5 separate regions of the Homo sapiens genome follow, and regions 1, 2, 3 and 4 are each linked to region 5. The links are chromatin loops, found by intact Hi-C in ENCODE. Cell type or tissue: PC-9. All regions are shown on one strand. Links, peaks and the distances in the headings refer to the core of each region. The heading gives the core; the rest is flanking DNA. Region 1 has its middle 140 kb from the start of LINC00604. Region 2 has its middle 200 kb from the start of LINC00604. Region 3 has its middle 130 kb from the start of PTGER4. Region 4 has its middle 160 kb from the start of PTGER4. Region 5 has its middle 100 kb from the start of LINC00603.

The links. Peaks named below come from ENCODE experiments on the same cell type or tissue, not always from the same donor. Only the 100,000 strongest peaks of a DNase experiment are listed, where the experiment ranks them.
Region 1: it touches region 5 in a loop (7-fold over the local background); 5 of 110 quality-filtered maps call a loop at or near these places.
Region 2: it touches region 5 in a loop (14-fold over the local background); 5 of 110 quality-filtered maps call a loop at or near these places.
Region 3: a loop joins it to region 5, with 2.7 times the contacts of the local background. A loop is called at or near these places in 3 of 110 quality-filtered maps.
Region 4: it touches region 5 in a loop (18-fold over the local background); 9 of 110 quality-filtered maps call a loop at or near these places.

The regions. Positions count from the first base shown.
Region 1 is chr5:40,381,520-40,388,133 of GRCh38, reverse strand. No RefSeq gene overlaps it. Among named protein-coding and RNA genes, the nearest start is that of LINC00604, 140 kb to the right of the region's middle. In PC-9, for the core only: no CTCF peak of the experiment used is centred there; DNase peaks (open chromatin) are centred at 2,403, 3,543 and 4,203; H3K4me3 peaks cover 1,779 bases; H3K27ac peaks cover 4,163 bases.
Region 2 is chr5:40,434,265-40,440,878 of GRCh38, reverse strand. No RefSeq gene overlaps it. Among named protein-coding and RNA genes, the nearest start is that of LINC00604, 200 kb to the right of the region's middle. In PC-9, for the core only: no CTCF peak of the experiment used is centred there; a DNase peak (open chromatin) is centred at 3,178; H3K27ac peaks cover 1,561 bases.
Region 3 is chr5:40,549,502-40,556,115 of GRCh38, reverse strand. No RefSeq gene overlaps it. Among named protein-coding and RNA genes, the nearest start is that of PTGER4, 130 kb to the left of the region's middle. In PC-9, for the core only: no CTCF peak of the experiment used is centred there; DNase peaks (open chromatin) are centred at 3,725 and 4,225; H3K4me3 peaks cover 1,149 bases; H3K27ac peaks cover 2,545 bases.
Region 4 is chr5:40,514,744-40,521,357 of GRCh38, reverse strand. No RefSeq gene overlaps it. Among named protein-coding and RNA genes, the nearest start is that of PTGER4, 160 kb to the left of the region's middle. In PC-9, for the core only: no CTCF peak of the experiment used is centred there; a DNase peak (open chromatin) is centred at 2,647; H3K27ac peaks cover 2,902 bases.
Region 5 is chr5:39,946,508-39,953,121 of GRCh38, reverse strand. No RefSeq gene overlaps it. Among named protein-coding and RNA genes, the nearest start is that of LINC00603, 100 kb to the left of the region's middle. In PC-9, for the core only: CTCF peaks have their summits at 3,835 and 4,051 (motif pointing left); a DNase peak (open chromatin) is centred at 4,041.

The DNA of each region.
Region 1 (6,614 bases), core at 470-5,469, 440 kb before region 5:
CGCCATCTCACTGCAAACTCTGCCTCACAGGTTCAAATGATTCTCCTGCCTCAGCCTCCTGAGTAGCTGGGCTTACAGGCGCCCACCACCATGCCCAGCTAATTTTTGTATTTTTAGTAGAGACGGGGTTTCATCATGTTGGCCAGGCTGGTCTCGAACTCCTGATCTCGTGATCTGCCTGCCTCAGCCTCCCAAAGTGCTGGGATTACAGGTGTGAACCACCGCACCTGGCTGAGAAGTTGTTTTAATCTATGTCATTTTGTAATCTGTACAAATTTATTTTAAAGTGATTTAAGTTATATATTGGTAAAAATTAAATAGTTGAATGAAACAGGTTTCCCTAAGATGACCCAGTAACAGAAAAATTTGTTTCCTGCTTGGAGTGCAAACAGAAAGGACTTAGTTTATGTCTCCTTTAACCATGCCCCCATGCCCTTGATAAAAGAGCTGCTTCTACCTCAGCTGAATGGGAAGTCATTTTGATTGAGTCTGGAAGGGGAATCGTTGGTGGTGGGACTGTCTTCTGAGTGGGGAACAACTGCCCAGGTCTGATGAGGCTCCCTGGGCCATCTGGAGAGTTGAAGTGTGTAGCATTATGTGGAACGGGACGTAAAATTCTCCAGAGGAAACCAGAGCAGCAGCTTCAGCATCACTGGACACTTGTTGGAAATGCCAGTTCCCAGGTCTGGAGGTGATGAGTGTTGGCAGTACAGAGACGAATGAATGAGGGGCCTCTGTCCATTCCACTAGAAAAAGAGGTTCTTGACCCTGGCAGCACCTTATAATCCACAGGGAACTTAAAACAAAACAAAATGAACAACCGATGCCACGGCTTCTGTACCAGAGATTCCAATTTAATTAATCTGGGGATAAACCAAGAACATCAGTATTTTTAACTCTCCTAAAGTGTTTCTAATGAGCAGAATCAGTGTAATAGAACAGATTTCTTAACTTCCACACTATTGACACTTTGGACTGGAGAGTCTTTTGTTGTAGCAAGCAGTCCTGTGCATTATAGGATGTTTAGCAGCATCTTGGCCTTTACTTACAGAACCCCTGACCCCATCTGTAAAAATCAAAAATGTCTTCGAATATTGCCAAATGTCTGCTAGGGGGCAAAATTGCCTCACTTGAAAACCATTGCTCTATAGCAATAATTCTCAAAGGTTAGTGCAACATTGCCCAGTAGAAACATAATGCTAACCATTACAAGCATATGTAATTAAAAAATTTTTAGTAGCCACATTAAAATAAGCAAAATGAAACAGGTGAAACTAATCTTAATAATATAATTTAATTCCTATATCCAAGATAGTATTTCCACATGCACTTAATATAAAAAATATTAATAAGGGATTTTTATATTCTTTTTTCAAGTCCTTGAAATCTAGCATATAATTTATCCTAACAGCATATTTCAATTCAAACTAGCCACATTTTGAGTGCTCAATTGCCACATGTGGCTCATGACTAGTATTGGATGAATGGGGTTTAGCAGGCGTCATAATCACCTTGAGAGTTTGTTAAAATATAGAGTGTTGGCATCCTTGCCGCCCTGTCCCCCTCTCCAGCTTTTGATTCGGTAGGTCTGGGGTGAGGCTTGAGAATTTGCATTTCTAAGAAGTTTCCCAGTAACACTGTAGCTGCTGGTCTGGTGACCACACTTAGAGAACTACAACCACAGATGTAGAGAAACCCTAGAGGCTTGTTATTAAAAAATGTGGTTTGTGGAGCAGCAACAGCAGCAGCAGCTGGGAGCCTGTAAAAAATGCATAGTCCCAGACTCTCCCCAAGACATATCAAATCTGCATTTAGTACTGGAATCTATGTTTCTTTTTTTTTTTTAAAACAGGATCCCCAAGTGATCACATTAAAATTAGAACATAAGACCACCTTGAGTAAAACTTTCCCTGTTAGTGTCTATCTTAGTGTTTTCTTCTTAGGACTTTTCTCAGTTCTTCTCTATTTTTCCCATGAGAATCAAGAATGTAGAATCTTGGTTGCTTTTTTAATTTTTCTGCTAACCATTCTCTATCAAGGGTCTAGTACAGTGCATTCACATAAAAGGCACTTACATAACTATGGAATTAGTGATACTATAAAAGAAGAGAAGGCTGGGACAATGGTTAGATACCTTCTTTGGCTTTAAAGATTTGAATAAAAATGTGTTTCTAGATGAGTTGAATACTGGAGTTCAGGAGCTGATTTTGCAGCTCCTGCAGGCTGGAAGTTTGAATGGTCCTTTCCTTGAGCTTCACCTGTACCCAGGGGGTATGGGTGACTCACTTGGCAAAAATTGCCTTGTGTGGTGCTTGTTCTCAGCCTGCTTGCCAGATTCCTCTTCCTGGCAAGGTAGGGCCCCATTCTTTTTCCTTTTGAGGAGTGGAAATAGTCTGGTGTTTGTGGATCACCAGCATCCAGGAAGTGCTCCTGGGATAGCCCTACTTCAGAACTGTGAGTGATGTTTAAAGTGTTGGTGACCACACAGGTTTCTTCACACTTCTGCAGCCAGCTGGCATTCCAAACTCATCATGCTCAAATTGACTCAGTCCTAAATAACCAAACACTGTGAGAGGGTGGAAATTTGGTTTCCAAAGGGAGTTACTGAAGTTACAAATCCTGACTAAAGTATATATTTTTCACATATAAAAATAGTCTCTGGGCTCTTGGATCAGTTTTATTTTTTTTCTTATGCTTTTAATCATAGAAAATAGTCTCCCCATACTTCTTTTGGGAAACATAGTACGTTTTTTTTTTCTCCTCCGTTGATATTTAGTGCTAAGAGTGAATTTACCAAAGGGTTTGTGAATTCTGTCTGTATATCTTAATGTGCACCCACAACTTTGTAGACAGATGGAAAGATGAAGTAATTCAGAGGTTCAAAAGAAAAAAAAAAGCAGAAATGAGCAACATTTCATAATCTTCTTTGCAACTGGCTTCATTGACCTTTTTCTTACTTAGCTTCCTTCCCTTCACGGCAAGCTTTTGAAAAAATTGGGGACAATGTAATAGTGAAGTGACTATTCTATGTTTTACAGGAAGATTTAAATGAGAAACAATTGCATTGACCAAATTAATGAGCTAGATTGTAGTAGGGCAAAGGTTGCCTGGGGTGTATGCAGGGGGAGGGCAGGAGGGATTCAGCTGAATGAAGTGACAGCCCTCTTTGTTAACTTCAGACCTGGAGGTGTGCTACAGTGTTTTGTCATTGAAGGGTGTATCATCTTAAGGGCATGTAATTTGCTATTAGTTCTCAATTTCAAGCTATTTCCCTCTTAAATCTGAAAAAGTACCAATCTGAGGAGATTATGCCAGGTATATACTGAGTGAATGCTTCACAAGTGAGGCTCATCCAACATTATGGTGAACATTACTATTTAGTCTCTATAAAATTATATCAGAAAGTGAGAAGTATAGATGAGATTTGCTCCAATTCACTCAATGAATCTGGCAGGTTGGAAATAGGCTATTACACTAGACTTCCTGATGGTTTAGTGGGAATTCCTTTGCTTATGAAGCATCCATTATTGCCTGAGGCATTACTAGTGATTAGAAGGGAAATATTTCTGCTCCAATGCCTTTTGCTTCAGCAACCATAGTTTAGCCACGCAAGGGGGAATCACCTTTGCTCTGGTTTCTTGTCTTAGTGTGAAAAGTCCCTGAGCAGCAGCCTACCTCTCCCTTCTCCTCATATTTAATCAGTGAACACTGATGGGGTAGCTTCAAGAGTAGGTACTGTACTAAAGCAAAGGCTGGTGGTTATGTTGGCAAAATAGAAAATGAAAATAAAGGAAACCCTATACAGTAAGTCCTCACTTAATGTTGTTGATAGGTTCTTGGAAACTGTGACTTGAAACAAAACAACATAGAATGAAACCAATGTTTTATTCTTATCAAGGATGTTGAAAGAAATGATATTATTCAAAGACCTGTTGTATGTCATTTCACTTTAAGTCACAGTTTCCAAGAACCTATCGACAGCATTAAGTGGACTTACTGTATATCATAAAGTGGAAAGTTTGGCACAGTAGTTACAAAGGGCAAGAGACGAGAAATATGAGGCTAAATTAAACAAGGGCTAAAATTTTAGATGTTATTTAGCAGAAAAGTTATGGTAAGGGAAATATTATTTGGGATTGTGCTTCTTCTATACATTACCTCATTCATCTCTATGGTAACCCTAAAGACACATTGCACAGGCATTCTTCCCAATGAATGCATGAGGAATCTGAGGCATGAGACATTTAGTTACATAACTGACTCTCCAGCTCATTTAAGGCTGGAGATAAAGTGAGAGCCAGAACTTTGGTTCTGAATTTTCTTTGAAAGATTTTCTGGGATCTCTTCTAGCTGTGTGATTGTTATGTGTAGTTTTAAGCATTTATGAGCATCTTACCACCATTCCCAAGAAAATGATCTATGAAGAAAATTGTCTTAATCAGCTCAGGCTGCTACAACAAAATACCATAGACTAAACAAAATACTATGCAATTTGAAGGCTGGGAAGTCTAAGATCAGAGCACTGGTAGATCTGGTATCTGGTGAGTGCACTCTTCCTAGTTTGCAGACAGCTGTTTTTTTGTTATATCTTAACATGGCAGAGAGAGATGATCTCTTGTTTGCCTCTTATTATAGAGGCACTAATCTCATTCATGGTGGAGGATGAATGAGATTAGGGGATGGTTCCACCATCATGACCTAGTAAGTTCCCAAAAGTCCAACCTCCCAATACCATCACATTGGGGATATAGGCTTTAATATGAATTTTGGGAGGACACAAATATTCAGTCCATAGCAGTTGTGATGTACAATATCTCTTCATATCATTTTAAAAAAGGAACAATGGATAGGCTTTTAAATTTGTGTCTTAGCTGTCTTTCATCTAAAATTACCAGTTCTCAAGTACTCTGCAATTTAACTGCTTTCAGAATTTCACTGCCTATCTATTGATGGCATTTTAACTTTCTGGAGCCTGGCAGCCACAGTCACTTAATTAAAAACATATTTGTTTTATTAATAAAGTAGTTACCATTATTTATTATTCAATTTTCAAAATATGGTTGATAATGAACACTCATGGTTTCTTGTTGAAGCAGGTAAATTAGGAAGAAGATCAAGTCTCTCTGAGTTGAATTTACCTTATAATCAGCCTGAAAGCAAAATAAACAATATAGTGTTCTAGTGTTTGAAGGACATGCCATCATTTGCTAAGAAAACATTTAGGTTTTTGAAGATTTTGTAAAACAGTTTGATCCTCTATAGTGCATATTTTGTTACACACATTTTTTTTTTTTTTTTGCTGTGGTCACTAGTAGTGAGGGAGATGTTTATTGGGCTAAACCTAAGGAACTTCGATCACATTGGAAAAATGAGAAGAACAAATAGCAACAAATCCTCCACACATACTGATTGACTTGGACACAGTCTCTTCAGTTTACCTGTGACAGTGTCACCATGGATCATCCTGCAGGCATCTGTTTATCCTCCTTCTGTCAACCTTCAAGTAAAGGCTGTATCTGGAATGTCCTACATTTCCCCATTTATGATCTTTCAGCCCAGATTTATCTTAAATCGACTGAGATTTTCAGCCTATATAACCTTTAGGGATAATAATATCTGGAAGTTTGTCACCCTGTAACCAAAGTAGCACTTTATAATTGAATCAATAGACTTGATTGCATTCTCTAAGAGATTCAGTCTGAAATTTTGTCTAGTTAGAGTCATAGGTCTGTTTCTCTGAAGGAGGTAAAAGAGGATTCATCCAGCCAGTTGTGACTCTCAGGTAAGAAATTTACTTAAGTAATCCATGTGTACTCTCCACCTGTGAGTCTTTAGGTGGCAGTTATAATTTGGTACATAGATGACCTTGTAAGTTTGTTTTAGTCATAGATACTTTACATAAACATAAGTGTAACAGAGGATATTTATTCATCATAAAGTAATGTTCTTCTGGTGGCCACACCTTTAAGGAACATAATATAGCACAGCTTTAGAATGAAATAGTTACCAGATGACATCTTTAAGTGACTCATTGTTTTTTGAAGATCTTGGGGATAAAAGTTCAAATGATATAACTTCCAGGCAAGGGCAATTTCTTGATTATAAAATGATTAAGAAAAAAAGTTATTATATTGGAAGTCTCAAATTTTATCTTCTCACATATTTTTGTAGGTTGTATTATGCATACTGTCAACGTAGTCTCTAATGTTTTATACAAACTCTCAGGAGGAAAGGAGCTAAGTGAGTGGGAAGGATTTGCCATGAGTCATTTGTAGTAATGGTAATGGTATAGACGTACTATCTGGCATAATTAAACTGGTGATGGGAGGTAGAGTTCTCTTGTGTGCACTAAATTCCATTGTTCAATGCAGAATTTCTTAACTTCTCACTATTTCATTCACTCTTTGAGTGCGCCTGTTTTTGGTCAAAACCCGAGGAGTTGTTGGTGGAGTTAGATCGGTTAACAACATCATATCTGTAAAATGCAGGTGACACAATTACAAGGATCATTTAGGGGTGCTTATTACATATATTGTACGTACATATATAGTTCCCCCAGACTACTAAACCAAAATTTCCAATGATAAGACCCAAGAGTATGTATTTTTTAATGG
Region 2 (6,614 bases), core at 667-5,666, 490 kb before region 5:
AGAATGAACCTTATGTTGACAAAGTTAGAACAACCTCTTGAGAGGGTTTATAATCACAATGACCTTTTCGGTTCTACCTATGAGGTCACCAACTGATGGAAAAACAAAAAAATTAGTTTCTTTGACTAGTTTCTGTTTGGAATGCTTTCAGACAAGGCAGAAAAAGGGAAATTTAGGAATTAAACATAATTTACAAGCAATAAGAAAATTCCTACTGATAATTTCCCTAGGCATACTCAGGGAGCCCAGGTAAACAGAAAAGGGATTTTTTTAAAGTGAATTTCAAAAGGATTTAATCAGAGTGAAGTCCCAGAATGGAATAGGGAGGGAGAATGTTGTTATACAGAAGAATGATATTCTTTTTTTAAAAGGGTCATAGAGAATACAAGAAGAGGTAGCAGTAGGGCTCTGATAAGCTTAAAGAAGTTATGCTGCTTTTCATTTTATCCTGTTAGTTGATGCTGACCTCTGCTAGGAGACTGAATCACTGGAGTTAGGTTAGGCTTATGTTGTCCAATACGGTAGCCACTAGTCACATGTGGCTACTGGAACACTTGATATGTGGCTAGTCTAAATTGAGATATACTGTAAGTGTGAAATAGTCACTGTATTTTAGTATGAAAATTTAGTGTGAATAAAGACTTAGTATAAAAAGAGTGCAACAAACTGATAATTCTAAAAAATTGACTACATGTTGGAGCAATAATATTTTGAACATATTAGGTTAAGTAAAATATATTATTGAAGTTAATGTCACTTATTTCTTTTTTACCCTTTTTACTAGAAAACTAAAAATTATACACATGGTGGCCGGGCGTGGTGGCTCACGCCTGTAATCCCAGTACTTTGGGAGGCTGAGATGGGCAGATCACAAGGTCAGGAGATGAAGATCATCCTGGCTAACACAGTGAAACCCCGTCTCTACTAAAAATACAAAAAATTAGCCAGACGTGGTGGTGTGTCTGAACTGGTGGGTTCTTGGTCTCACTGACTTCAAGAATGAAGCTGCGGACCCTCGCGGTGAGTGTTACAGCTCTTAAGGTGGCGCATCTGGAGTCTGTCCCTTCTGATGTTCAGATGTGTTCGGAATTTCTTCCTTCTGGTGGGTTTGTGGTCTCGCTGGCTCAGGAGTGAAGCTGCAGACCTTTGCGATGAGTGTTACAACCCTTAAGGTAGCGCGTCTGGAGTTGTTCCTTCCTCCCGGTGGGCTCGTGGTCTTGCTGGGCTCAGGAGTGAAGCTGCAGACCTTCGTAGTGAGTGTTACAGCTCATAAAAGCAGCGTGGACCCAAAAAGTGAGCAGTAGCAAGATTTTATTGCAAAGAGCGAAAGAACAAAGCTTCCACAGTGTGGAAGAGGACCGGAGTGGGTTGCCACTGCTGGCTCTGGCAGCCTGCTTTTATTCTCTTATCTGGCCCCCACCCACATCCTGCTGATTGGTAGAGCCTAGTGGCCTGTTTTGTCAGGGCGCTGATTGGTGCGTTTACAATCCCTGAGCTAGATACAAAGGTTCTCCACCTCCCCATCAGATTAGTTAGATGTAGAGTTTCAACACACAGGTTCTCCAAGGCCCCACCAGAGGGCCCCACCAGAGCAGCTAGATACAGAGTGTCCATTGGTGCATTCACAAACCTTGAGCTAAACACAGGGTGCTGATTGGTGTGTTTACAAACCTTGAGCTAGATACAGAGTGCTGATTGGTGTATTTACAATCCCAGAGCTAGACATAAAGACTCTCCACGTCCCCACCAGACTCAGGAGCCCTGCTGGCTTCACCTAGTGGATCCCGCACCGGGGCTGCAGGTGGAGCTGCCTGCCAGTCCCGCGCCATGCGCTCGCATTCCTCAGCCCTTGGGTAGTCGATGGGACTGGGTGCCGTGGAGCAGGGGGTGGTGCTCGTTGGGGAGGCTTGGGCCGCACAGGAGCCCATGGAGTGGGTGGGAGGCTCAGGCATGGCGGGCTGCAGGTCCCGAGCCCTGCCCCGCGGGAAGGCGGCTAAGGCTCGGTGAGAAATCGAGTGCAGCGTCGGTGGGCTGGCACTGCTGGGGGACTCAGTACACCCTCCGCAGCCACTGGCCCGGGTGCTAAGTCCCTCATTGCCCTGGGCCAGCAGGGCTGGCTGGCTGCTCCGAGTGCGGGGCCCGCCAAGCCGACGCCCACCCGGAACTCCAGCTGGCCTGCAAGCGCCGCAGGCAGCCCTGGTTCCCGCTCGTGCCTCTCCCTCCACACCTCCCTGCAAGCTGAGGGAGTGGGCTCCAGCCTTGGCCAGCCCAGAAAGGGGCTCCCACAGTGCAGCGGCGGGCTGAAGGGCTCCTCAAGTGCCGCCAAAGTGGGAGCCCAGGCAGAGGAGGCGCCGAGAGCCAGCGAGGGCTGTGAGGACTGCCAGCACACTGTCACCTCTCGGTGGCATGTGTCTGCATTCCCAGCTACCTGGGAGGCTGAGGCAGGAGAATCACTTGAACCCGGGAGGCAGAGGTTGCAGTCAGCCAAGATTGAGCCACTGCACTCCAGTCTGGGCAACAAAGCGAGACTCCGTCTCAAAATATACACACACACACACACACACACACACACACACGATTTGCACTTGTGGCCCACATTAGCAAGACTCTGTCTCAAAAAAAACACTATATATAGTATGTGTGTGTATATATATATATATATATATATACACACACACACACACACACGGTTTGCACTTGTGGCCCACATTATATTTTTATTGGATGGTGCTGATTTAGGCACTGCAGAGCTGGGCCTTTTGGGGAAGATTTGTTAGCTGTCTGGGCTTCAGTATGCATGTGTCTCAAAGGCAGGAGATAGAGGTGATGACCTGGACCTGCTTTTTGTAGACTTGGATTTTGTTTTCTTAATTTCTAAACTTGGGTCCTTTCTCCAATAGATAAATTTAAGCCTCGGAAAACTATTTATTATGAACAGCTATTTAGGTTTCCACAACAATAGCCAATTTTCAAATAATCTCTAAGTATAGCTCCTTCCTTATGACAAGTAAATAGGAAAATGTAACTGATATGTTGGGGAACCTACGGGTGGAGAGTACAGGACAGCGGTCAAAGAGTGAGTCAGGGCCAGGGCTAGCATTAGCATCTCTGTGACTCACAGTTGCACTCTAACCACTTGATGATTTTCATCTTGAGAAATACTGAGTGTGATGGCCCTTTCACACCAGGAAATACTGAAAATTGCTGAATCGGTGTTTGTCAAGCTGATAATTTGACTGATAAAAGCTAGGTGGGTGCAGTGAAATGGGTGGGTTCTAGCCTGCAGCATTGTGCTATCTGTGTATGAGCTACCGTAGGGTTACATCACTGGTTTGACTCAAGAAAGAGTATAAGGGGAAGCCACTGATATTACCTGTTTAGTGAAACATGAAGGAAATCCCACTGCAGAAGTGAAAATGTTACTGCCTACTTTTACCAGTAATTTCAAATGTAAACATTTAATTTAAAGAAATACTAACAATAAGCTTATGATAATTTCTACAAGGCTGAAGCCTAGCACAATTGGGTGAAAGAAGAATTTACATAGATTCACTGGCATGTCAAAAGGTATTTGTGCAGGTGTGTTGTCACCTGACCAAGGTGTCCATACCTGTGCTGTAGGTATATTTAAGATTTTGAAGATTATATTTGAAAAATATTTAGCTTTGTCCTCATAATCGTTTATACATGATTTTCTTGTGGTGATGACCACAAGGTTTTACCGTTGTGTGTCAACATCTGTGTCTCCACAGATGTTGACTCTGAACTTCTCAAGGTAAGGGACTGCATGTTTTTCCTTCAGTTTCTCTGATACTGAGCAGCATCTGCTATGTCGACAGTGGTTAATAAAGGTTTGATGAATTGAGTAGGTCTCCTTCATTAGGTGTATGAGGCAGAAAGAGGAAAAGAGAACTCGTGATGTACAGGAGCTTCTTCTTAAAGGGACTAGTGGGTAGGGAATCTAACTCCATAATCTGTCATTTCCAAATACCTGCCTGTTCTTTGAGCTCAAAAAAGTGGAAAGGAGAAGGCCTTTAAACTTTTGGATATAGAAACCTCAGTGTGGAATTAAGCTTGAGGTAGATGGTTGAGAACTAAAATGTTATGCGTAAGACATTAACAGGATTGACGTGTGACAGGCTGCAGCTAGGAACCAGAGGAAAGGAACCAGAGAGGCGGAAGAGATGTTATGGGGCTGAGTGGGGAACAAACCAGCGAGAAGTTATTCATGGCAGGAAATGGCTAGTACTTTTTCAAACAGTGAGTCTGAGGTTTAATTTTCGGTTTTTGTATTGCTTCTATTATAATCTCAGAAAAAAATCCATTGCCTTCAAAGTGCTTAAATTTCCAGTTGGGAAAGGAGCCTGCGTGTGTGTGTGTGTGTGTGTGTGTGTGTGTGTGCGCGTGCCCATGCCTGTTGTGGGGTAGCAGGTAAGGGTGGAAAACAAAACATGGTTTTTATCCCCCAAATTACTCTTTCTTATTAGGGAAAAGGAATAAAGAATGAAAGTTTTCCTTTGGGTTATATCTAAGAACTGGATAAAGCTCTGGGGATGTCCTAAGGAATAATTTCTTATGTAATTTTTCAAAAAAAGTCAGTTTTTCATTTTAACTGGTCTGCTGATTTTTGGGGGAACAACAGTACAATTTGCAATTTGATGCCTACATATTTATAGGGGAGTCCTGTCCTGTCTATCTCAATGTTGAACCCAAATTCACATTGTCCTCCACGTAAGCTTGCCCTCCACTCAGAGCCACTACCCCACTGACCAGTCACGGAGGACAAAGGTTCTGCTGGTATCACAAACTCTTATCTCCAGAGAATGACCTACTGGATGTTATGGATGTGGACCTAATTGGAATGAACAAAAGCAAATTAGTTGTCATTGAAATAAGAAGTGGTGCCAGACAATATAAAAGTATTCACAGGTTTCAAAAGTTAGGGTGCTTCAAAAATGCCTCACTCTCAGCAAACTATCGCAAGGAAAAAAAAAACCAAACACCGCATGTTCTCACTCATAGGTGGGAATTGAATAATGAGAACACTTGAACACAGGAAGGGGAACATCACACACCGGGGCCTGTTGTGGGGTGGGGGGAGGGGAGAGGGATAGCATTAGGAGATATACCTAATGTAAATGACAAGTTAATGGGTGCAGCACACCAAAATGGCACATGTATACATATGTAACAAACCTGCATGTTGTGCACATGTACCCTAGAACTTAAAGTGTAATAAAAAAAAAAATGCCTCACTCTTGCAGCTGCATGTTTCTTTATAAATCATGGTAGGATTTTTTAAAATTCGTGTTTTCTTATGTGATCTCTTTCCAAAGAAAACTAAGTCATTTCAGACAAAGATAATTATGTTTTATTTTAAATATTATATAATGATGACAATTATATGGGTGTGCTTCTATCTTCACTCTCTTTTATTTAGAATTAGGTTTACCTTAGGAATTACATAAAACTCAACTAGCAGTGGCTTACATAAATAGGAATTTATTTGTGTTATAAACACAGACACACACACACACACACACACACACACACACACACACAATCTGGGGGTAGGTAATTCAGGGATGCCATTAGGGACTCAGGCTGATTCTTTCTGTTCCTGTCTTCAAAATGTAAAATTGGACCTCTCGTTTGCCACCTCATGATCACAGCTAGCTGTGGAACCCTCAGACTCCTGTACATTATTGGGGCATTTGAAAATGGATAAAGAGTAAAGGGCCAAAGAGGAATGCCAGTTAAATCTCTATCCTAAACGATTTTCCCTAAAGCTCCACTCAACAATGTCTGTTTATATCTCATTATTAGATCTTACATGCCAACCTCTATCACATGCATATTGCTGTCCCAGATAAAACTGGGCTTCTCTTACCAAGGAATAAGGAGACTTTGCCTTGGTCACCACGAGCATTTGCTACTCTTCCACGCTTCCTCCTCAAACATGAAATATTTGTAGACCTGTAGGATATTTATAGTTATAAAAACCTTAGAGACAACACAAACCAACATTGCCTTCTCATTTTACAGATGAGAGTACTGAAGACCAGAAATATTAGTTGAATTTTCCACTTGAAGAACAGAGGAATGGAAAGCTCAATTCTTACATCACTCATAATGGGTATTAAATTTAGTGCTTTATTGTGTATGCTAGAGTGTAAATTACTTGAATTACTTAAATGTATATTGCATTTGTTTCTTGAATATATTTTGCATTTTAAAATTTTGTATCTTGTATTTCTTACTTGAATTTATTGTATATTGTATTTGTGTATTCACTTATGCTTATTGTTTTGCATTTCTTTATTATATATGTGTTGTATTATTTATTATAATTGTATTTACTACTTTGAGTTGGTTGCATTTATATGAATTATATTTTGCATTTATTGTATATTATAGTTTTTACTTAAATTTACAGTATAATGTTTTATTTTATATGTTAGAGTGTAAAGAACTGCCAAGTTTATTTTTGTTTCTCTCTCAGTAAATACCAAAAAAATCCACTGTAGAGACCTCTTTAAACGTTATTTGAATTCATTATGTCATGAATATCATCAATGAAAAGGGAGGAGGAAGAAAACTTATAGATAAAAGGA
Region 3 (6,614 bases), core at 746-5,745, 600 kb before region 5:
GTGTACAAGGGACTTTAAGTGCAAAGAGACAAGAGTTTCAGGATTGCTTTGTTACTCACATCTTTTAGCATGACCTGGTTTTCTGGCCTCATGGCTCATTAGTCCAGATAGGTTTGTTTGTTACAAAGACAGAAACTGACATAAAGACAGAAAGGTAGAAAGAGAGACATAGAAAGGGGGAAGAGGTATTTATTCAGTTTTTCACAATGGATTATCTCCCCAGTTCATGTAGCATGAAAAGGATAAGAAAATGAAAGGGCAAATAGTTTAGTATTTAAATTCCTGTTTCAACCAAGCATTTGACTAAATTTTAGAGATTTATTTTGAATATGCAGCTTAGTATGAAAAATTTCTAATTACACTTGGCTGACAGACTGTCAATGGGATTTTATGTCATTTTCATTCTTCAGTTTTTCCAAATAAATATGTAAAATGTCCCAATTTTTTTTTTTTTTTTTGATTTGCAGTCTTGCTCTGTCTCCCAGGCTAGAGTACAGTGGTGCTATCTCGGCTCACTGCAACCTCTGCCTCCCGGGTTCAAGCAATTCTCTGCCTCAGCCTCCTGAGTAGCTGGGATTACAGGCGCGCACCACCATGCCTGGCTAATTTTTGTATTTTTAGTAGAGACAGGTTTCACCATCTTGGCCAGGCTGGTCTTGGATCCCTGACCTCGTGATCCACCCGCCTTGAACTCCCAAAGTGCTGGGATTGCAGGTGTGAGCCACTGTGCCTGGCCCCAAATTTATAATGAACAAATCTAATGGGGGTATAAAGACAATCTGGATAAAAAGTACTACACTAGCAAAAACATATATTGGCACAAAAATGTGTCATATGAAGGCTCTCCTCTTGGCTTTTCAGCACCCATATAGTTAATAGTTATTATACTGAATGACTCAAATATTTAAGATGTTTCTAAGAAGTGCTTAACCTGATTTATACATATGATAATAAATGGGTATCTTCATTTTATTTGACTTGGTCTTATTCCAACCTTGTAGCATGGACTTTTCCCTATAATTTTATAGATAAGAAAACTGAGGCTTATAAAGTTCAAGCAATTTTCCTAAAGGTGTGCCTCTGGTCAGCTCGGTGAACTACCTGTTATTTCTACCACCTGGCATTGCTGATATCAGTCCTGAGTCACATGAAGCATCCAGCTTGGTGTCATGCAGTCAGGGACTTTTGATGATATAACTGATGATGAGAATGGTAGCTGTGAACAGAAAGTACTACTTCCACTACAAAGTTTATTTGAACTTCAGTTTTACATTTTGTTTTATGTCCTCTTATTACATATGGACTACAAGTCTGGAAAGCTTCCTTGATCTGCCAGATTGCCATATGTATGCTCTAAAGCAGTTTTGAATGAATTTGCAATATATGTGTACTTAATAGGGACCAATGCTTAACACAGAAGTATGACCTCTTGCCCCCTATTTTGAAAGAGACACTGTGTCCAAAAGATGATTTGACAGAGGTGAGGGGGTGTATGTATTGTCCCTGAGCTCTTTGATCTTGGGATTGGAGCAGCGTTCTGACCTTTTTATTCCAGAGGTCTTATACTTTTCCCAACACAATCTTTGTGGGATGTGAAGTAGATTGCAGAAACTGTTTAGCCAGCGTTTGGTAAAAGTGAGAGCTGGATAGGGCTGATAGGCAATTAATAGAAGAAAATGATATTTGGGGTTCTCTGTGGAACCTTTAGACCTGCTCCTTCACAGTTTTGCATTTCTCAACAGAGAATAAAGTTGTTTTCCTGTCTTTGTCCTCTTGCTTTCCCACTCATCTTTGTCAAATCCTAGCTGAGGACAATGAATAGTGGCATTTGTTTCTTTCTATTGACATTAAAGGTGGTGCCTCTCTATGCAGGAAAGGACCTGTTAGTATGCAGATAAATCCATGGGGGCACTCAAGTGCCAAAGCCTGTAATCATATTTTTTCATCAGCTTCAATTGTAGTTTGCAAGACTGAAAGTATGAAAATGAAAGCTTATAGCCGCACATACATTTGTGGACAAGGCACTTTAACTGCAGGGAGGCAATAGTCTTAGGATTGCTTTGGAACTCACGTCTTTTGGCATTATCTGGCTTTCTGGCCTCATGGCTCATTAGTCCTGGGGTGTGTGTGTGTGTGTTTGTGTGTATGTGTGTGTTACAGAAACAGAGAAAGACAGGAAGAGACTAAGAGAGGAATACAAAATGGGGAGAGGTATTTAGTTACCACCATTTAGTTGTATACTAGGATCGCTATTACATGCTTGGATTTGGAAGGGGCCACACGTACCTGTGGTAGACTCTGTTGGTTGCTTATGTTCCATTCCAATGCACTCAGCCCCTGGATATAAGTCACTTTTGGTGTAAAGCAATTACGACAATCTTGTTGCTCCTTGACAGTGACTTACCTGGGATGGCTATGTGATCCTGTTCTGGAAAAGAAAATGTGAGGAATATGCTGGGGAAGTCCTACTGTTGTGTGAAGACAGGTTCTTTGGAGCATTGTTGTTAGCCATCTTTTTTGTTTTTTGAGATAGAGTCTCACTCTTGTGGCCCAGGCTGGAGTGCAGCGGCGTGATCTTGGCTCACTGCAACCTCCGCCTCCTGGATTCGAGTGATTCTCCTGTCTCAGCCTCCCAAGTAGCTGAAATTACAGGCATGTGCCACCATGCCTGGCTAATTTTTTTTGTATTTTTTTGTAGAGACAGGGTTTCACCATGTTGGCCAGGCTGGTCTCGAACTCCTGACCTCAGGTGATCGGCCCACCTTGGCCTCCCAAAGTGCTGGAATTACAGGTGTGAGCCACCACACCTGGCCATTGTTAGCTATCTTTAACCTTGAGGGAAAACACTGAATACATACCAAAGCTGATTGAGTAGAAAATTTGAAGGACCTTGTGTTTTGATGACATAATTGAACCGTTGACTCAATCCGGGGCTGGCTTTTCTCTGGTCTCTTTGTTAGGTAATGTCCATGTGACTTAAGCCTATCAGTCAAGTTTTCTGTTACTTGCAAAAAACTATTCCTAATTGATACAATATCATAACAAGAATTATATATTATAATTTGCTTTTTAAATTTCACACTACAGAGCTCTTACACTATAATTAATAGGACAATTTAGTCACACAGAAAATGACATAAGCTAATAACACGAAATCAACAGAGAAGACACTTAAATATTATAAATAACTAAATAAGACATTAATTTAGCAAATATATAATGCATAAATGTGCCTTATTAGTTTGATGCCAATTATCTTTATAAAATTATCCAAGCTTAATTATCATCCTTCTATATCATATTAATATCAGTATCTGTATCAAATTTTGACACATTGGTATTTGCAAGTGAGTTGATGTTGTTGATGCCTCCATAAAGCAAGAACATATTTCAATACATTTAAAACAACATAGCACTGGTGCAGGTCACATATGAGGGTGAATTCTGGAAAAGTAGGCTCTAAAATAACAGATTACCTACAGTGTTCAAGATATCTGTGGCCAAAGTGTTGATGACCTAGGGTGTTTGTCCTTTCTCTGCCCTACTTTGCTCTCTGGTGAACAGCAAGAGAATATCCAGAGGCGCTGGAATAATTACCAGGAGGAAAAAATGTGGTAGGTTTGAACATGCTATTAACTAGAACACTGGTATCTCGGTATTTGAACCCCCACTCTATGTATATTTTCTCAAGCACTGCTTGCACATTACGCAGGAATGCCTGGCATTGGCACAGTAAATAGAACGTCTAGCTCCTTGATGCTCAAGTGTTGAGTCAACAGTTGTTCTTAGGCCAGCACATTTTCATCCTGAATGAAAGCAACCTAAAGTCTTTAAGAGATTATTAGGGAAAGAATATTAGTTTCTCAGTGGATTCAAAGCCAGCTGTGGAGGCCTTTAGTACAGTTTACGCTTCTTCAGTTCCCCTTTCTTCCACCTTTGGCATGCCTACAATTGGATGAAGTGCTTTTCCTGAAATAGCAATCACTCTTAAATCCATTAGCTGGAAACTGAAATGTTTCCCTAATTGTTTAAAGTCTCATTGTGAAAAGGAAGTTACTATTGATTGGAATATGAGAGGAAACAATCCCAAGTTTGTGATTCTTTTCCTTTCTATAAACATAGTCAGATAAGACTGACACACTCAGTGTCATCAGATTTACTTCTCAGAAGTTCCCCATTCATTACTAGAAGTTTCTTGTCTGTGTTTCTTTGTGCCCGTATTAGTCAGGGTTCTCTAAAGGGACAGAACAATAGGATATATGTATACATGAAAGGGAGTTTATTAGGAGAATTGACTCACCTAAGGTAAAGTCCCACAATAGGCCGTCTGCAAGGTGAGGAGTGGGGAAACCAGTCCGAGTCCCAGAACCTCAAAAGAAGGGAAGCTGACAGTGCAGCTTTCAGTCTGTGGCCCAAGGTCTGAGAGCCCCTGTCAAATCACTGGTGTAAGTCCAAGAGTCCAAAAGCTGAAGAACCTGGAGGCTGATATCCAAGGACAGGAAGCATTCAGCATGGGAGAAAGATGAGGGCCGGAAGACTCAGCAAGTCTGCTCTTTCCAACTTCTTCTGCCTCCTTTATTCTAGCAGAACTGGCAGCTGATTAGATGGTACCCACCCAGATTGAGGGTGGGTCTGCCTCTCCCAGTCCACTGACACAAAAGTTAATCTCCTTTGGCCACACTTTCACAGGCACACCCAGGAACAATACTTTGCATCCTTTCAATTCAATCAAATTGATGTTCAACAGTAACCATCACAGTGCACAATCATTTCGTGTGTGTGGGTGGGGGGGTGGGTGAGTGTGCGTGTGTTTGGGTTTGTCAATACTTTCTCTCCCTTAGTTTTATTCTTGGGCCTCTCTTATGTGATTTGGATCTTTGTTTTACTTTCAAAATTTTTATTGAGTTTTAATAATTTTTATCACATCTTCAAGCCATCACTCTGTCTTTTAAAAGTTAGTTGGCTCAGATGCAGAAAATTGAAACTGGATCACTTCCTTATACAAAAATTAACTCAAGATGGATTAAAAACTTAAATGTAAGACCCAAGACTATAAAAACCCTAGAAGAAAATCTAGGAAGTACCATTCAGGACATAAGCACGGGTAAATATTTCATGATGAAAAACACCAAAAGCAATTGCAATAAAAGCAAAATTGATAAATGGGATCTAATTAAACTAAAGTTCTGTAGAGCAAAAGAAACTATCATCAGAATGACTAGACAACTTACAGAATGGGAAAAAATTTTTGCAATCTATCCCATTGACAAAGGTCTAATATCCAGAGTCTATAAGGAACTTAAACAAATTTACAAGAAAAAAACAAGCAACCCCATTAAAAAGTGGGCAAATGATATGAACAGACAGTTCTCAAAAGGAGACATTCATGTGGCCAACAAACACATGAAAAAACCTCAACATCACTGATTATTAGAGAAAAGCAAATCAAAACCACAATGAGGTATCATCTCATGCCAGTCAGAAAAAAAAAAAAGTCCAGAAACAGCAGATGCTGGTGAGGTTGCAGAGAAAGAGTAACTCTTTTACACTGCTGGTGGGAGTGTAAATTTGTTCAAGCATTGTGGAAGACAGTGTGGCAATTCCTCAAAGATCTAAAGGCAGAAAACCATTTGACCCAGCAATTCCATTACTTGGTATATACCCAAAGGAACATAAATCATTCTGTTATAAAGAAACATGCACATATATGTTCACTGCAGCACTATTCACAATAGCAAAGACATGGAATCAACCCAAATGCCCATGAATAGCAGACTGGGTAAAGAAAATGTGGTACATATACACCATGGAATACAATGCAGCCATAAAAAGGAATGATATTATGTCCTTTGCCAGGAAATGGATAGAGCTGGGAGCTGTTATCCTCAGCAAACTAACGCAGAAGCAGAAAACCAAACATGTCATGTTCTCCCTTATAAGTAGGAGCTGAACAATGAGAGCACATAGGCACATGTAGGGGAGCAACACACACTGGGGCCCGTCAGGGGTGGGAGCGGGGTGGGGGGAGACCATCAGGAAGAATAGCTAAGGGATGCTGGGCTTAATACCTAGGTGGTGGATTGATCTGTGCAGCAAACTACCATGGCCTATGTTTACCTATGTTAACAAACCTGAACTTAAAATAAATGTTGGATAAAAAAAAAAAAAAGAAAAAAAGTTAGTTGGTTGAACCCTACTGCTGGAATATGGCACTTCTTTTCCTCTCTTCTCCAACAGCCATTTCAGCTACTCTCAAGCACTAACTTTTAGCCATTGCTCCATATTTGTAATCCCAATGACTCATTTTTTTGGCTGTGGCCTTTAGCTATGTATCTCTAGTACCTAGAACAGTGCCTGGCACTTAGTGGGTAGTGATTAATATTTTTAAACAATAAAAATATTTAGGTTTTTTTTTTTTTGTATTTTATCAAAACTTCTCTGTAACCAAATAAATTGACCCAAACGAAAGCCATTCAAATTGAGGAGTTTTTTGCTTCACTCTTGACTGGACCAGGAGTGTTGGACAATTTTCTGAGCAAAGAGGAAAAAAACATTTTTCACTAAAGAGTGCTTATAATCTGATAAAACATAAATCCTAATAAATATGACAGTAG
Region 4 (6,614 bases), core at 626-5,625, 570 kb before region 5:
CAGAGGTACTTCTTCAGAGATCCCTAGGTGATAGTAACATGAGCTAGGTTTGAGAATCATCTGTAGTAGAACAATCTTTGCATCAGTTGAGCTTGGTGTTTAATTCTGCCTCACTACTCCCAGCTGGGTGATCTTGGGCATGTTGCTTAAACTTTCCGAGCCCAACACCTCCTATCTGTAAAATAGAATAAATGGTATCTACACCACAAAAGCTTGGTTTGAAGAGTAAATATTTAACCTAATGTGTTCAGCATTTTACAGGACCTAATAGGGATTTAACTTCAAGTCCAGCCCTTTGTTATGACTTTCTCTCTCATTTTTCTTCCATGTGACTTTTTTTAAACCATCAGTGTCATGTTTTTTTGTTCTCCTTAAATGTAAATATCTTCCCACACTTTTAGCACTTTGTATCCTGTTATTGTTGATAAAAGCCATGAAAAAGCAGTGGTTCAAAAGTCAAGAAACAGGACCATGACCTAGTGTCAGTGCGTCTCTCATTTAACTCTTAATATATCTAACTGGACTCTGGGAACTAACCTCAGCTTTGATCCACTGACAGTTCCTTCCTTCTAGTTTTAAAACTGTGTTTGACATTTACACTCTCTTTCTTTAAAATTAACCCCTTGAAAATGCTAAGATTTGATGTCCCTATGCTACCTTGCAGTTGGGTACACAATGGCGGTAAGGGTGATGATAACCATGAGGATGATAATAATGATGTTTGAGGACCTTTGACTACAATCACATTATGTAAAAGAGTCTGTTCACATGGCCTAAGTGGGAGAACATGAGTTAAGTAAGTACCTTTCTCTGTAGGCTGACATAAGTGTTATGAATGTTTTCAAGTTCTTTATTTAAATTGTATCAAGACCTAATGCTGCAAGTCAGCCTAAACTCTATTTTCTCAGCTATATGTGTTCATAAGATGAATACTTTTCCAATAAGATTTTTCTGAGTTCATGAAATAACCACTGTTAAGCCATTGACATCATACAAATTATTTTGAAATGTTACCTTATATTTTGTTTTCAGCCCACTTTTCCTGAAACAAAAAACTTTTTACTTCGAAATTTTAACTGAAAACATTTCTAGGCTATAATCAATGTAGATATAATGGTATCTCATTACAGAAAAATTGAAATACTAGATGTAAAGTTCAAATTAATGGAGGAAAGGAATATATAATCAATATTTTATTCACATCCTGGTGATTTATTTTGTTGCTATTGATAATGTACGGTTTAGAACTATTTCAATCCATAAAAGGCCATCTTGGATCCATTTGTGAAATGTTCAATTCTAAGAAACATAATAATTCAGCAGCAATATATACCCCTGAACCAAATATTATTAAAAAAAATCAATACCTCATCTCCAACATAGAGAATGCAGCATGCTGCACTTTACTCAGCAAAACAGAATTCTCTTCTACAAAAAGTTGCAGGTCTAACAATTCAGTGTCTTGGAGGACTTTACAACCAAATAATAACAAGGAAATGAAGGAAAAAGTGTTCCTATAAGAAGATAGCCAAAGACCAAAGATGACTTTGTTGGCTCCTTTCCTGTTGTGATTTAAAAATACTGATCATGAGAAAATAGGTTGTACATACATATTATCTCCAGGGTTAGGTTTCATGGAATTAAAAAGAGGAGAAGCAAAGAAGGAGATCTTGGAGCAGATAGCCAAATTTCATGATATTCATAAAGGCAGAGGGCAGTCATACATGATGAAGTGCCATGTGTTCTTCTGTGCACAATAAAGAGATCTCGTTAAACTGGGAAGTCATTTATTCCTTTAGGGAAGGATGCAGATGAGTTAGGGAAATGCCAACAAATTGATCCTGAACATAAAGGAAATGTTATCAATGTCTTATTTTGGGACAAAGTTTCAAATTCTTTTTCCTATTAATTCCAGAGATTTATGGGGAAGCAAAACTGGTTTGCATTTTAGGGCATTTGGATAAGCAAAGTCGATTTTGCTAAGGAAATAATTTAAGGCAGGTAGCCAGAGAAAGGCTGATAAACTAAGTAGCTGCCATGTAAACATACACTTCTGGATGACTTCATAGGAGCCTGTTGTTCTTCCTCAACCAAACTGTCAGGTTCTTAATGTTAGAGAACTTGTTCACACTGAATAGGCCCCTAAGAGGTGCTTTGTACCAGACTCTAAATCATCTTATACAAAGTACTGAATTGTTTGGGTCCACTCAGAAAGAGTTATCACCTCCAAACTCACTCCTACACTTGGCTCTGCTTTGTATCATGAGTATAACTCACGTTAAGAAGACTCAATATAACAAAATACGGATTTACACAAAAGTTGAATAATTGGGGGAAGTGCTAACTTAGGATATGAGAAGGATGATGAGACAGGTCAAAGGATGATCAGAATCGTAAGTCCAAGCATATCTGCATGAAATGAGCCTGAAGGGAGATCTAAAACTGGGTGCCAGGCCAAGAGGCAGGAAGGACAGATCACAAACGTGTACCTTTGGTTCAAATCAAGTCTCAGATCTAGGGTAAGTGACTCATAAAGTTTCAGAGATCAGGCAATCAACCTGTTGGAAGGCAGCCATTTAGTCTCCAGAAGATGGGGATAAAGGGCAAAAGACTTAGACATTGGGGGAACTAGAATGTAAAGCAGGGAGATGAAAAACTAGGCAACAACTAAGACTGAATACCGGGGATATGGAAAACTGTAACTCAATAGCTTGAGACCCATGGTACTATGAGCCATCAGTGAGAATGGCTCAACACTGACTCAGAGCGCTGTGGGTAACCAGGACACCTTAGAGCACCAGGCCTCAGGGCAGGGTGATGCCTACGTCAGAGCAGTTTAATCTCTTGATAGCAGATGTTTGAGTTCCATGCAGGTAGGAAGTCAGATATATGATTACAGGGGTGATCTGTCTACTCTAAGGTAGAAATTCAAATATGTGGGATTTGGTTTTATCAAAAGCTCTTCTTTTTATTTTTATTTATTATTTTTAATTTTTATCTATTTATTTATTTTGAGACCCTGTTATGAGACTGGCCAACTTTTGTATTTTTGGTAGAGGTGCGGTTTCACCATCTTGCCAAGGTTGGTCTTGAACCCCTAGGCTCAAGCTCTCCACCCACCTCAGCCTCCCAAAGTGCTGGGATTACAGGCATGAGCCACCATGCCTGGCCATCTCTTGGTTTTAAATTTTTTGGTACACATTTGTTGAGTACAGTGTCTTAAATATTCTTTTCTCCTTTAATCTATTTACTAAAAAAATTATTAATTGCATATTATGACTCAGGTAATAAGCTTTGCACTGGGGTTATTGGAATGCAAATGATTATGATGCTTGTCTTTAGAAGCAAACAGACAGGCGAACTGATATTTAAAATATCAAGTGTTTGGTACAACCAGGGAGATAGGCACAGGGTACTATGGGGCATGGCTTGGAAAACGGAGGCTAAGGAGGCTTCCTGGAGTAAAAGAGCTATAATCTAAGGTGTAAAAGATGAGTAAAATTATCTAGGTAGATAGGCAGGGTTGAGGGACAATATAAAAGGAGGAGGGCCTTGAGTACCAGGATAAGGAACCCTAGTTCCTTTAGGTAATCAGCAGCCACTGAAGAATTGTAAGCAGAAGAGTGACAAAGTCAGAGTTTTCATTTAGATAGCTTTCTCTGGTGACAGTGAAGGACTGATTTAAGGAAGTCAAAACACTAAAGGGAGCTTGTTAGAAAGTTGTTACAGTGAGAGAGAATGAAGGCCTGAGCTAGAGCAGTCGTATTTTATTTATAGAAAGAGGAGAGTAAATCGACATGCAATAAAACACCTGTTACAGATTTGAGTTTAAGTTGTTTTGTGGGGATATAATTCATCTTTAAAATTTGCTGTCAAGAAGGATATACAAATATAAAAATTCATTAAGCTGTACACTTAAGATACACACACTTTATTGTAAGTTATACCTTTATATATATATGTGTGTGTATATATATATATATATATACACATATATATTTTAAAAAGAAGAAAAATTGTTAGAGGCCTTGGTTCTGGTAAAAGAGATGCTAATTACGTTTTGGAGCAAGTTTTCTTTTTTTTTGTGAAAACCACTAGCACAGGACCTGGCTTGTTCAGATTTCCCCCAGAATGCAAAATGTGAGAGCACTTATGGGCAGTACTTTACTGGAATTTCTTTTTCTTTTTCTTTTTTTTGCAGGGGGCAGGAATAAGGGAAAGGGGAAGCAAAGCAGAGAAAGAGAGAGAGCCAATACAAGGCAGTGTTATAAAGTTGGAACCACTATGGGAAAGACAGGTTGTTTGGTCCCAGGGAGCCTTCTGAGAAACAGCATGAAATGCATTTTAGGGGAAATGTTTGCCCATTAGTCTCATCTCCCATTGGTCCAAGGTTTGCCCCACAAGGAATGACTCCTGCACTTCTGAGTGCATACATAGACAACAAATGGGTTCCTTTGGTGCCCCTTGCTTTATCATCAACAGAGAAACCCCAGTGTGGAAGGCAGAAAAGCCCCCAGTGTAGAGGCACCAATTCTGGAAATGGAACATCAGGGATGATTTTTACTCTTTGATCCTGAGATGCATGCATTATGGCTACTGGGGACACAGCATGAGTTTTTAGCTGTTGGCTTAACATATATACCACGTCATGGATTACAGCAACCCAGTCCTTGCTATGACCATGTCTTCCCCAAGCTGGTGCTGTAGCTGAGCCTTTGACAAGACTTCCACTGTTCTGTTGGGTCAGCTACTTCTGAGCAATTGGTTACATGATTAGGCCAATGGTTATGTGCTCATTGTCACAGCTTCTTTGCAATAAAATGGGCTCCTTGATCTAAGACAATGTTGTGGGAAATACTATGTGATAGTTCAGGCATTCTGTAAGCCCTTAGATGGCAGTGCTGCAAGAAGCACTTGGGACAAGGAAGACAATTTCTTATGAGAGTAGATGTAAATTCTGGAAAGGACACATTGTGGTACTCTTCAGGGTGAAAGAGTCCAATGTAATCAACTTGCCACTAAATGGCTAGCTGTTCTCCTGAGGCATTGTTCTATATTGGATTGTTCCTTATTGAATATTCAACATTGATTTCTGCTGCTGGCAGATTGGGCACTCAGCAGTGAGAGTAGCTAGATCAGAGTTTGTAAAAGTTGGTTCTGTGCTTAATCATCTTTGCCAGCATGCATACTATGTTCATGGGTTTAGCTGGTTAGCACTGGACTGGCCAAGGAGTGAGACTTATTGACATTCACTGAACAAATCATTCTGTGCACCTAGAATTTGATTGCTTCCAGGATGGTCTCAGATGGGTATTAGCATAAAAAAATTCTGCATGCCTTGGACCATCTTCCACTGGTCACCCACATACCTCATCACCAGTCATGTTTTGGTCTTCAATCTAATTCCTTTCAGACCTCTAATAACCACCCAAGTCATTCAACATAGCTCAGGAATTCATATCCATATCTTGGACCACTTCTCTGTCCACACTAGGTAAATAATCAAATAAATGACTTGCAGATATGCCTATTGGAATGATTTCCTTTCATGACTGCCCTTTAGGACCACTCCTGAATGGGAATATAATACAACAGAAGTCCATTTTTTGACAGCACAGACATTGCTCTGACTCATCTGCGCACCAAGACTGTGTTTCCTCCTCCATCAGTTGGTAGGAAGAACTACCCCTCCACTCCCCATGAGACCTTACATACAAGCCGAGAGATTGGTGACAGCATGACAAAGATATGTGACCTGGTAGTCTGGGCTGCCTCTTCATTATAATTTACTCGTGCCTTCTGGACCTGATCCTGAATGATTATTTCCCCCTTTCCCCACTTTTCAACTAATTCAAGGTGGACGGAATGTATTATTTCTATTGTTTAATAAATTCTTGCTATGCCCTCCTGACCTTATGACTTGGTAACTACATACACCTTGCTTTTAACAATTAAATGCCAACCCCAAATTTCTCCTTTTCTGGAATCCTATCACCTCGTTTGGCACCACGGAGCAGAGCTTCATTACACTCTCTTTTACTGTCAACAATATATTTCAGATTACTTTCCCTCACCAAGTTTCTTAAAGCTGTTTCTTAAAGATCCCCCTGCCCCTCCCATCCTGAGATGCTTCTCCCATGCACTCTTGTGGCTTTAGTGAAGGAAGTATCCTCTGGGCCCTCCCAGGAAACAGAAACGTGTATTGGGTTTTCCGGTCTTTTAAAAAACATTTTAATTTAACTTAATTTAAAGTTCCAGGGTACATGTGCAGGATGTGTAGGTTTGTTACATAGGTAAACGTGTGCCATGGTGATTTGCTGCACCTATCAGGGTTTTCTGTTCTTACTGAGAAATCCACTTTAACATTTCAATCTCTCTGACTCTTCTGGCTCCTTTCTTGGTACTTTCTTACTACTTAGCCAAGGAGGTGCTGGCATGTCCTCCTAATTTACCATGGACCCATCATGTCTAATTTCAAGAAAGCATTCCCATAGTGTAGCAGGGCTAGTTCTCCTTTCTACTAAATTCTCCTCTATCTGGCTTTATATTTCTCCTCCTGGACCACTAACCCTCAAAAGCCTCTCTTACGTGTGTTCTCTCAGTCCCTGTAGTAT
Region 5 (6,614 bases), core at 1,052-6,051:
GGGTTTGTTTGCTCTTGGTTCTCTAGTTCTTTTAGTTGTGATGTTAGGGTGTCAATTTGAGACCTTTATAGCTTTTCAATATGAACATTGAGTGCTGTAAATTTCCCTCTTAAGGCTGCTTTAGTTCCATCCAAGACATTCTGGTACATTGTATCTTTGTTCTCATTGGTTTCAAAGAACTTCTTGATTTCTGCCTTAATTTCATTATTTACCCAGGAGTCATTCAGCTGCAAGTTGTTCAATTTCCATGTAGTTGTGTGGATTTGAGTGAGTTTCTTAATCTTGAGTTCAAATTTGATTGCACTGTGCTCCGAGAGACTGTTTCTTTTGCATTTGCTGAGGAGTGATTTACCTTGAGTTATGTGATCAATTTTAGAGTAAGTGTCATGTGGCACCAAGAAGAATGTATATTCTGTTGTTTTTGGGTAAAGAGTTCTGTAGTTACCTATCAGGTCCACTTGATCCAGAGCTGAGTTCAATCCTGAATATCTTTGTTAATTTTCTGTCTCCATGATCTTTCTAATATTGACAGTGGGTGGTAACATCTCCCACTACTATTGTGTGGGGGTCTAAGTCTCTTTTAACATCTCTAAGAACTTGTTTTATGAATCTGGGTGCTCCTGTACTAAATGCATATATATTTAGGATAGTTAGTGCTTCCAGTTAAATTGAACCCTTCACAATTTTTTAATGCCCTTCTTTGTCTTTTTTGATCTTTGTTAGTTTAAAGTCTGTTTTGCCAGAGACTAGAATTGCAGCCCTTGCTTTTTTCTGCTTTCCATTTGCTTGGTAATTTTCCTCCAACACTTTATTTTGAGTCTATGTGTGTCTTTGCACATGAGATGGGTCTCTTGAATACAGCACACCAGTGGATGGTTTTTCCTTTCCATATTTAGTGCTTCCTTCAGGAGCTCTTGCAAGGCAGGCCTAGTGGTCACGAATTCCCTCAGCATTTGCTTGCCTAAGAAGGATTTTATTTCTCCTTCACTTATGAAGCTCAGTTTGACTGAATATGAAATTCTGAGTTGGAAATTCTTTTCTTTAATAATAATGAATATTGGCCCCCAGTCTCTTCTGGATTGTAGGGTTTCTGCTGAGAGGGCTGCTGTTAGTCTAATGGGCTTCCCTTTGTAGGTGACCTGGCCTTTCTTTGCCTTTCTTTCTGGCTACCCTTAATGTTTTTTTCTTCATTTTGACCTTGGAGAATTTGATAATTATGTGTCTTGCAGTTGATCTTCTCATGGAGTATCTTACTGGGATTCTCTGGATTTCCTGAATTTGAATGTGGGCCTGTCTTGCTAGGTTGGAGTAGTTCTCCTCGATGATATCCTGAAGTACATTTTCCAACTTGGTTCCGTGCTCCCCATCCCTTTCAGGTACCCCAATCAGTCATAGGTTTGGTCTTTTTAAATAATCCCATAGTTCTTGGAAGTTTTGTTTGTTCCTTTTTATTCTTTTTTTCTCTAATCTTGTATGCCTGTCTTATTTCAGCAAGATAGCCTTCAAGCTCTGAAATTCTTTCCTCCACTTGGTCTATTCGGTTATTGATATTTGTGGTTGCATTGTGAAGTTCTCATGTTGTGTTTTTCAGTTCCATCAGATCATTTATATTCCTCTCTAAACTGGTTATTCTGGTTAACACTTCTGTAATGTTTTATCATGTTTCTTTACTTCTTTGCATTGGGTTAGTACATGTTCCTTTAGCTCAGCAAAGTTTATTACTATCCATCTTCTGAAGCCTACATCTGTCAGTTTATCCATTTCAGCCTTTGCCCAGTCCTGTATCCTTGCTGGAGAGGTATTGCGATCATTTAGAGGAGAAGAGGAACTCTGGCATTTTTTTGCATTTTCAGCATTTCTTTCATTGATTCTTTCTCATCTTCATGAGTTTGTCTAGCTTCGATCTTTGAGGCTGCTGATCTTTGGACGGGGTTTTTGTGGGGTCTTTTGTGTTGATGTTGTTTTTGTTGCTTTCTGTTTGTTTTTCTTTTAACAGTCAGGCCTTTCTTTCATAGGGCTGCTGCAGTTTGCTGGGGGTCCACTCCAGATCCTATTCTCCTGGGTCCCTCCTGTACCTGGAGGTGTCACTAGTGTAGGTGCCTCCCTTGGCTGGGGGTGGGAGCTTCTCTTGCCCTGTGTGGCTCCTGGGTGGGCCATCACACTGCCTAGCTTTCCTTGCTCTCTGTGGTTGCGCCAACTGCCTATCAGTCTCATTGACGGAACCTGGATATCTTAGTTACTGGTGCAGGATTCACTTGCTGTTTTTATTCTTCTTGATGGGCGCCTTTGACCAGAGCTGTTTCTAGTTGGCCATCTTGGCCCAAAGAGTGAAGGATTCTACAGCAGGGAATCACATAATGAAAGTGTGCATTTTGGGAGGTATGGAAAAATGAAGAGGTAGGCTCACAGTTGATAGTTTATTTAAGAATCAATAATAATTTATGTGAAAACAACAATGACAGTGACAGCAGAAAAAAAGTAAAGTTGAGAGCCAATAAGGTCAAATTCAATGATACTTTTCAAACTGTATATTGCTACCAATTAGTGAGTGGTAAAACTAGTTTTGTGGGCCTTACCTAGTATTTTCTGTTTGTCTGCATTTGTGTTGTTCATTTTATGATCTTTTTCCATATCTATATGTAGTAATAAAATATTTGATATTTATGCTTTTACTTTATCAGACATAAAAATAAATATTCTTTTATAAAACCTTGTTCCATTTATATGCATATGTATGGAGTGTCTCTGTGTGTATGTGTGTGTGTGTGTATGTGTACTAGGTGAGCATAGAATATGTATTTCAGAGACAGAATACTGTAAAGGCTAAGTCAAGAGCATGAAAATTGGACCACATTGCCTGATACGTGACGTTAGTAAACTTACTTAATTATTTTCTTTTTTTTTTGCCTCAGATTCCTTATCTGTAAAATGAGATATCTGTAAAATGAGATAGGGAACGAGTCACCTACATTTTTAGGAAGATTTTACTTGGTAACCTGTATCAGGTCTATATATGTTATTCCTTTCGTGTTTTTCTCCAATATTATACAATTTTTCAGCCAGAAATTTTTCTGTAAGGCATTAGGTCTATGATAATAAATCTTTCTCACATGAAATATACCTGTGAATTTGCCTTAGTGGTTTGTTGACTCAAATAAACACGCAAAAATATAAGAAAGTTACAAAATAAGACTACTATTGAAAGAAGAGAGCATAAGGAATCTATAAAAAGTCTTCTAAATTTTCCTAGAAGCAATAGAATCTTGGATTAAATTTTACTTTATATATGTGAATATTTATTTATTTATTTATTTATTTATTTATTTTAGAGGTAGGAGTTTTAAATGGTAAAGTGGAAACAGAGGCATCAATTTTATTTCCTTTTTTTTTCTTTTGAGATGGAGTCTGGCTCTGTTGCCCAGGCTGGAGTGCAGTGGCGCGATCTCAGCTCACTACAACCTCCACCTCCTGGGTTCAAGTGATTCTCCTGCCTCAGCTTCCCGTAGCTGGGATTACAGGCGCCCACCACCACACATGGCTAATTTTTGTATTTTTGGTAGAGATAGGGTTTCACTATGTTGGCCAGGCTAGTCTTGAACTCCTGACCTCAGGTGATGTGCCCGCCTCAGCCTCCCAAAGTACTGGGATTACAGGCATGAGCCACAGCACCCGGCTGAGAATTTACTTATGATAGGAAAAAAAATGATTTAAGAAAAATGTTATTTGGTTCTTAAAACACCATTGATAGTTAAAATGAAGTACAAAAGAATCCACCTATCTCCCTTGACTATGTAAGAAGTTCTAGCTTAAGGCTCTATTTATTTCAGAACAATTATCTAAACTTGGAGCATTGGTGTTAATTTAGTCTCCAGCTAAAGGTTAACTTCAGCTGTGATAGGAACAAATAAGTAAGCACATATTTCTTTCTTTTCACTTGACTTGGGCTGGGTGTACTTTGATGGTGGAGGAGGGTGCAGGTGCCTGTGGATACAAATGACAGAAGAGATCAGCCATTAAGGATTTAAAGACCCTAACTTGTGTATGTTGCGCCCTCTGCTGGTTACTAAAAACCAGAGTCAAGAAGTGTCTATGGACAATGAAGTAAAAAAATCTATAAATATTCTTAGTACTCTCAAATATGCATTCATTGTAGAATGGGCATTAAACTTTTTTTCTACATCAAATTAGGGTATTCAGAGGATTACAGCTCTTTTATTTGTAATGCATAATTCAGTTTACACATGACTTTGGTTGGCTATGGCTAACACATAGAAACAGCACAACAGAAAAGCTGGTTATGTGGAAATACAACTTTCAAAACAGTTAAAATGGGAATTATTTATTTGAATAACAAAAACTATAATTATGTGTTTCCTTTAAATAACCACTTCTCATAGAGATATGTAAAATGTTTAAATTATGTTATTCTACTTATATTAAATACTTATAATAGTTTAATTCAAATGCACAGTTGAAAAATACCTCCATTGGGGGAAGAAACCATTTTAGGACTCCACATACATTATGTTGACTCATTTCTTACATGGAGAGGAAGCAAGCAACCAGGAAACCAGATTGAGAAACTGAGTTAGAGTTAAGTAAGTCCTGTCCTCGCATGAAGAAGAGCTACCTCAACACCTCTTGCCTCAGTTGGAATTAGTCCAGGGCATTGGACCAGTGTTGAGTTCATAGGTGAGCACCAGGTAGCTCAAACTGTGGGGCTCAGGTGGAAGCACTGGCAAACTTGATGCCTGTGCCTGAAATCCATTCTCTCTGAATGCCTTTCTGATTTCCTACGGGGAGAGTTAATAAGAATGCCTTTCCTTTACTTATTAAAAAGATGAGGTACAAATTATATGTGACTTAGACACTTTTCATCAAAGACCACAAAGAAGAAGAATTCATTCTGGCCCTACCCTTTTGAGGTAAGTGTTCACTTTTATTGTAATCACAATTACTATAAAGTAACTGCAGAAGTTAGCATTGATCCTAAAGCGTATATTGAAGCTAGAACATGAGGGAACAGGGACTAATCTCTCACAGTGGTCTACAAATTACAGATCTTATTGAATACTCTCTCTCCAGTGTGCATATATGGCCACTATTTTAACTGTTAAAGAGACTTCCAGTCACACACTGGAGGGGGAAAAAGACAGAGTAATATCCAGAAAAACAGCACACTAGACTCCATTCTGACCACAAGTCCCTGGATATGGCTGCCAGTGACGTGAATGAAAGAGACTCATGCCAGTAGAAACAAGGCCATGGGCAGGGAGATGTCTTAGCACTACTTAAGGCAAGTCATGGTGGGAGGAGTCAGCCAGGCAGTCAACATTTACCTTTGCCTGTAGTGCAAAAGCAAAATCAGACAGTGATGAATATTTTTTTCTTTTTAGAGAAAGGAATAAACAAGGAGAAGGAGTGATTGTCATTCTTTTAAGACCTGGAATAGGAGAGAGAGATTCACATACCATGTAGTGTGTGTGTCTGTGTGTGTGTGTTTACACACACCTACACATGAGCAGCAGAAACATATTAGCAACTCATTAGTAACATGTCCTTTACTAAATATTAGGGCCTCATTTCTTTCTCTGTAAAAATAAGAGGTTAGGTTAGTTAAATGTAGTATAGGCCTTAAAGTCTATGAGTCTGTACATCCAGCCAATTTTACTTGTTTATAAAAATGTTTTGGAGGAAAAGCTGAAAATATTATGAAATTGGCAGTGACAGGAATCAGCCAATCTCTCTCAAGGAAGTTTCATGAAGGAAATGTATCTATGTTTATTTGTTTGTTTGTTTTTTGAGACGGAGTCTCATTCTGTCGCCAGGCTGGAGTGCAGTGGCACGATCTTGGCTCACTGCAACTTCCGCCTCTGGGTTCAAGTGATTCTCCTGCCTCAGCCTCCTGAGTAGCTGGGACTACAGGCACGCGCCACCATGTCCAGTTAATTTTTGTATTTTTAGTAGAGACAGGGTTTCACCATGTTGGCCAGGATGGTCTCTATCTCTTGACCTCGTGATCCAAGTGCCTTGGTCTCCCAGAGTGCTGGGATTACAGGTGTGAGTCACGGTGTCCGGCTGTGGACCTATGTTTATGAAGATTCTTATCTAAATTTGGCACCTAATACATAAATTATCAGAATCTAGATAACCAACAGAAAGGTTTTCTTTGAATTATTTTTAAAAATAAGTTGACAAAACCTTAAATAGAGTTTTAAAAGAAAGGAGAAGCTGAGTTTGAGAGGATTGGGGTGGGTATGACAAGCAAGGGAAATGACATAGTTTAGAATTTTAAAGAGGGAAGTTCACTTGAAATTAATGAATGCAGTTTTCTACTCAGACACAATTCCAGTCATGAAAAACCTGGATATATTTTAGGGGAAATTATCCACAAACTACAATAAAACCATCATTCCATTAAATAATGTTAACTAACTAGTATTAAGACTTGAGAGTGACAGTGAGTGAGTGTTAGCCAGGTAAATAAAGGTAGAAAAGGCACTCCAGAAAGAGGAAACACCACAACCAAAGGCAAGAAGATTTCAAGAGGCACGGAGGGTGGGGGGCATTGCAGGCATTTCCATATTATGAAAACATAGATTATGAAATAGGGA